Regions from separate parts of the Homo sapiens genome. Here region 2 is linked to region 1. The links are chromatin loops, found by intact Hi-C in ENCODE. Cell type or tissue: Calu3. All regions are shown on one strand. Links, peaks and the distances in the headings refer to the core of each region. The heading gives the core; the rest is flanking DNA.

What was found. Hi-C counts contacts between places; a loop is a spot of excess contacts. Peaks named below come from ENCODE experiments on the same cell type or tissue, not always from the same donor. Only the 100,000 strongest peaks of a DNase experiment are listed, where the experiment ranks them.
Region 2: a loop joins it to region 1, with 2.2 times the contacts of the local background. A loop is called at or near these places in 1 of 110 quality-filtered maps.

The regions. Positions count from the first base shown.
Region 1 is chr6:96,151,205-96,154,131 of GRCh38, forward strand. The region is part of intron 2 of FUT9 (fucosyltransferase 9); the gene reads left to right. Among named protein-coding and RNA genes, the nearest start is that of FUT9, 140 kb to the left of the region's middle. In Calu3, for the core only: no CTCF peak of the experiment used is centred there; no DNase peak of the experiment used is centred there.
Region 2 is chr6:96,298,277-96,301,203 of GRCh38, forward strand. All of the region lies in intron 2 of UFL1-AS1 (UFL1 antisense RNA 1), which reads right to left. Among named protein-coding and RNA genes, the nearest start is that of UFL1-AS1, 220 kb to the right of the region's middle. In Calu3, for the core only: no CTCF peak of the experiment used is centred there; a DNase peak (open chromatin) is centred at 1,485.

The DNA of each region.
Region 1 (2,927 bases), core at 322-2,821:
TTTAATTCTTTGATTAAACTTGATAGTGGGTTATCTTTAGGGTAACTTCTACTTCAATATGAGCCTCATTCCATGGGCCAGGCCATTATAATTATGTATAATAGAATTTTTTTTCCAAAATACATTACAATATCTGAAGAAGATAATCACATTGTAACAGAGAGAAATGAAAATCTGTCAAAGAGAATGAAGAAATTATACTTGCCTTTCTTGTCCTTGGTGCCTAAAGTGAAATGAAATTGTTTTCCTGTTATCAGGCCAAATGCAGACATACTTTAAGGGACCAGCCTTCTTTAAAGATTTTATCAGGTAGAGACATCAGTTCTGCCTTCCTCCTTGCTTCAGGGCACTGCAAATGGCTTCAGAGTACATCTATATGCTAGTTCACTGGAAGGAATCGTTGTTCCAAAGTTTTGCAGAACAAAACTCCCCTAAATTCTCAAGAGACCAGTTCCACAAAGCTGTGAGCTGAGTTTTGTTATATTCAGATTCACTATCCATATCTCTCATGAGCTCTGAGTTTCAGCTACGATATTTTGAACCTAAGGAATACTTTACCCTTTCTTTTTCTCCAGGAAGCAACGATCCAGTATAAAAGGAGTTATATAATCAAGACATAACTGTGAGCTTTGAAACTATTTTAATCACCAGAGCCTGCTTCTTACCATAAAACGATTTCTCAAGCTCCATAATTTGGGATAGAAAACAATAGCAATCTTGAAGAAATACCAGGAAGGACATTAGAGAGATGAAGTAGAGAAGCATTCAAAATGGGATCAGAGGATGCATCTATTCACAGGTCCACCTGATGCCAGGGCTTGTAGAAAAAAATTTAGAGATATATTTAGAGCCATTGAAACTGTTCCCATTTTTACATAGGGAGAGATCAGCATTATATTTTGAGAAACCATAGGGAAGGAGCCTGTCTTTTAAAGTCTGGTGCTACCCAGGATTCTGTCTTTGATCATAGGCTTATCTAATGGGTCATATCTTACTCTGTCATAGTTTTTACCTATTACACGCTGTATATGCTGGTAACATCCAAGTCTAAAAATCCAGCCCAGACATAATCCCTGAGGTTCAGATTTGAAGATCTGTGTAATGACCTAGATTTATATGTGGATATCGCTCCCACAGGCATCTGGCACCCACCCTGTCTTCTAGAGTACCCCTCATAGCACTCCTTGTATTGAGTTCTAAGTGCTTATGTCACTGCCTATCTCTTCCACTGGACCAAAAGTACTGGGAAGGTCAGGGTGAGGTCTGTTTTGTTCATAATTAAAAGCCTTGCTCCTGGTACACGGCAACTGCTCAATAAATATTTTTTGAATAAATGAATCATTGGAGTGGGGCTTGAAAAATCTGGATAATTATAATTTTATAAAATGTCCTTTTAACACAATCTGCTCTCCAGCCCCTACCATTTAAGATAAAGGGACTGCATTAGGACTTACTTAAGTGCCTGTCTACTTAGGGTCACAGCACACTGATTCTCTATGTAGTCATTTTGGACTATGATTTGTTGTAAGACTTTGCCTACGAATATTCTGCCAAGTACAAATAATTTAATACGATTGACCATTCAGTTGATAAAGTTGTAAATAGATAATTATTGCTTTTCAGAAGAAAGTTGCTAAAAATGCATATATATTCAAAGCAATACCTGAGAAGCATAACATAAAAAGCGTTTGCATTCCCACGAACACGGTTCAGTTAAAGCTGAGCTTTGCCTCACAGAGGATAGGCAAACTGCATCTGGGAACCTTCCAGGAAAACTACAGAAATCCAATTAGGAACAGTCCTAAATGGACTCAGAATGTTTAGGTATGATAGAGAAACCAGTAATTCTTCTCATCAGTAAAAGTAATGAAGTGCCTTTAAAAACATCCTTCCATTTCTCCTGCTTAATAAGTAGATATAAAATTGGGGTACTTACAAAAAGTATTTAATTGTCATAGGTAGTTGGCAAGACAAATTTTTAAGAATCCAAATTTGGTAAAGAAATACATATAAACAACTTTTGAAGAGCATCAGAAATTGAACAGCCTATCAGACCATCTGGGACTGTATTCCCTTCATCTCATCTGGATGTGCTCTGTGCCCCTCCCTGAGCCAGCTGCTTCATTTTTCCCTATCCTCTTGTCCTTAAAATCACAAAAGGACATTACACATTAACTGATGCCTTGCACTAATTTATATTTGGGGGATATTGGAAAAACTAACACTTCTTCTAAGTGTGCAGGATTCTCTTGAGTAGACAATGTGAGAAAAAGTTACAAATACTTTTCAGGTCTCTTCCCAAGTATGAAATTGAGAAATATTCTGAAAAATCAGAGTCAGACTGATTTTGGTTAGAAAATACAAATCCTATGATTTCTGCTACAATGGTATCTGAATCAAGATAATGACCATTAAGTCTCAGACCTTTACAAAGGTCTTCAGTCAGGCGAGACAAAAACATTAATTTGTTAAATGAGACTATGGGAAATACTACCAACCTCCTGAGATCTCTCATTTATCACTTTGTCATGAATCTCACCTCTCCAGTTTCCTTACAGTTTTCAATTATGGATGCTAGAATCACTGCTGTCATTTAAAAAAATTAGAATGTCTTTATTTCTTTATACCATTTGCATTTTAATTTCCTGCCCCTTTCAGAGACATTTCTTTTGCTAAGTAATGGCCAGCAGCCAATCTCAATCTGGAGAGGAAATGATTAAAATCTTAATTCTCCTGGAGGGGGAGCTACTATATTTATCTTTTGTTTCTGGATTTGATCATCAGACTGTATGTTTCTGCCACATTAACCTCATTTTAGCAGTAGTTTTCAATATGAGTGAGAGGAAAAAGTAGAAGAGATGTTTTCAATCCAATGGTTAATCTGTTTGACACAACATTTGCTTCCTCATAATGGGTGATGATAGTTT
Region 2 (2,927 bases), core at 202-2,701, 150 kb after region 1:
TTGAGACAGAGTCTGTCTGTGTCATCCAGGCTGGAGTACAGTGGCATGATCTCGGCTCACCACCACCTCTGCCTCCCCGGTTCAAGTGATTCTCATGTCTCAGTCTCCAGAGTAGCTGAGATTACAGTGGTCCGCATTTGACAGCGTAAAGGTGGTGAATTTTCCCAGGATTCAGTGGAGACTTAGAAGTTAGGATGACATTGAATAAATCCTGCTAAAAACCACTCCAGAGGTGTAGTTCCTAAAAGTGTGGTTTGGGCTTCTTTGGAGCACACATTATCAGCATCAGGGAATGCTACTGTGTAGGTCTCTGTGGTATATCCCCAAAGGTTTATAAAGTGACCCACAGGGGAAATTTTTAAAATGTGGTTTCTGCCATAACAGATGGCGTCTATGATCAGATTTCAAGAGAACCAGTCAGGTAAGGCTGTCCTTTCCTCCTAAATACTTTTTCCGATGTCCCAGACCCAGAAGAAATAGGAGCAGCGGAGGTGAGGATCAGGCTATGAAGCAGGGAAAGATAGCACAGAATGCATTGCCTTCTCTATGGGGTTTACAGTATTACAGTTCAGGATTAAACTAGAGAAGGAAGCAAAATATTAAGTAAGACACTGGAGTTTTTATTTAGCTGTGAATTGGATTTATACATAGGTACGTATATTTCCTTTCAGACCCATTGAAAAACATATTAAATAATTTTAAATAGTTTAATTTCAAAATTACAGAAAAGTTGCAAGTACAAGTCATTTTTTTCCTAAATTATTTGAAAGTAAAGTGTTAATGCAATGTCATCACCTTTTAATACTTCAGCATGCTATTTTTAGAAACAAGGACTTTTTATACATAACTATAAGGCAGCCATCAAAATCAGAAAACTAATACTGACACATTGCTAGCATCAAATCCTCACATTCCACTTAATTTTTGCAGTTGTCCTCATAACATCCTTTATAGCAAAAAGATTTAATCCAGGAATGCAAATTGCATTTAGCTGTCATGTTTCTCTAATTCCCTTCAATCTGGAAGAGTTTCTTAGTCTACCTTGACTCCCACATCCTAATTCTTTTGAAAATTATAGGTCAGTTGTTCTATAGATTGCCTGACAATTTGGATTTGTCTCATGCTTCCTGGTGATATGATTCAAGTTCTGTATCTTTGGCAAGAATATCATGGAAGACACACTATGTTTTTCTCAGTCTGCCTAAGGTGGTGTTACCAGCGATGAATCTATATGGGTCTGCAGCAACCTCAATACTTGCCTCCTCAGAAGAAAGAATTCAACTGAATGGCATAAGGCATAAGGAGAGACAGAGGCAAGTGTTAGAGCAGAAGTGAAAGATTAATGAAAACTTTAGAGCAGGAATGAAAGGAAGTAAAATACACCTGGAAGAGGACCAAGTGGGTAACTTGAGAGATCAAGTGCATGGCTTGACTTTTTGACTTGGGGTTTTATATGCTGGCATGCTTCCAGGTCTTGTGCTCCTTCTTCCTTGATTCTTTCCTTGTGGAGTGGACTGTCTGCATGCACAGTGGCCTGCCAGCACTTGGAAGGGGCCGCAAGCACAGTGTGTTTACTGGAGTTGTACACATGCTCACTTGAGGTGTCTTTCCTTACCAGTCAAATGTCCCTAGAAGGTCATATACCAGTTAAACTCTGCCATTTCGCCTCTTAATCACATGTTTGAGCCCACTTGCCCGGATCATGAGATCTTATTGGGAAACTGCTGATCACCACTTTCAGGTTTTTTCTATCTATTGGGAGATTTCCTTTCCCTGGTGCAGGCTGCGACCAATTATTATTTTACAGAAACAGTGTAACAACTGCCTGCCCATCACCTGATGGCTGCCTAACATTCCTGGTGGCAGAGGGTAGGGGAGCCCTCTCCAGCTCTGCTCATGTCTGACTAGCTACCTACTGTAACTGTGGCACACGATTTCATTTTGTCCCGTTACTGTGATGTTATCTTTGGTTATATGATTAAGGTCACAATGGATTTTCTAGTAGCTAAAAAATGAAATTATTTCAACACCTGAAAGTGACTGAAAAAATTAGGCCCACTGTGCCATCAAAGGAGTGAGCAAAAAAATCCCACGTGGTCTGTTTATAATAAAGGCAACAGGAAAAATAGAATGAAGCCATCTATTTGCACTCTGTAGACTCAAATAAAATTAAATCAAGGCAAATCAAAACAAATCAGGCCCCAAATAGGGATATTTGCTTTGATTTTCATTTTATAGTTTTATAAGTATTAAAGATTTATATTGCTTAATGATTGTACTTATCTAAATAATATTAGTAACATTATAATACAAATAATACAGTTGGATGCAGTGGCTCACACTTGTAATCCTAGCACTTTGGGAGGCTGAGGCAGGTGGATCACTTGAGGCCAGGAGTTCAAGGCTAGCCTGGGCAACATGGCAAAACTCCATCTCTAATAAAAATATAAACATTAGCCAGACATGGTGGCAGGCATCTGTAATCCCAGCTACTCGGGTGGCTGAGGCAGGAGAATTGCTTGAACCCGGGAAGCAGAGGTTGCAGTGAGCAGAGATCACACACCACCGCACTCCAGCCTGAGTGACAGAACGAGACTGTGTCTCAAATAATAATAATAAATACTGAAATCTGTGAGAGCATGGTTTTAAAGGTCTAACCTAACCTGAATTTGGTAGGGGAGAAAAACTATTTAAATCTGTTCATTTTGAGACAGAGTAGGAAGAGGACTTGGTTGCAACTCATCCCCACTGGAGCATTCTTTCATGCATTCCCGCTGATCACAAAACTCACACCACTACCTCACTAATGCCATAATGTTTAACCATGCCTTTTACTCAAAGAATTCCAGGAAGTGGCCTCAAGAGACAACCAAGGTTGCAGAGTGTCCCACTTCAGGCAGGAATGCTGAACAATTGATTTATAGCCT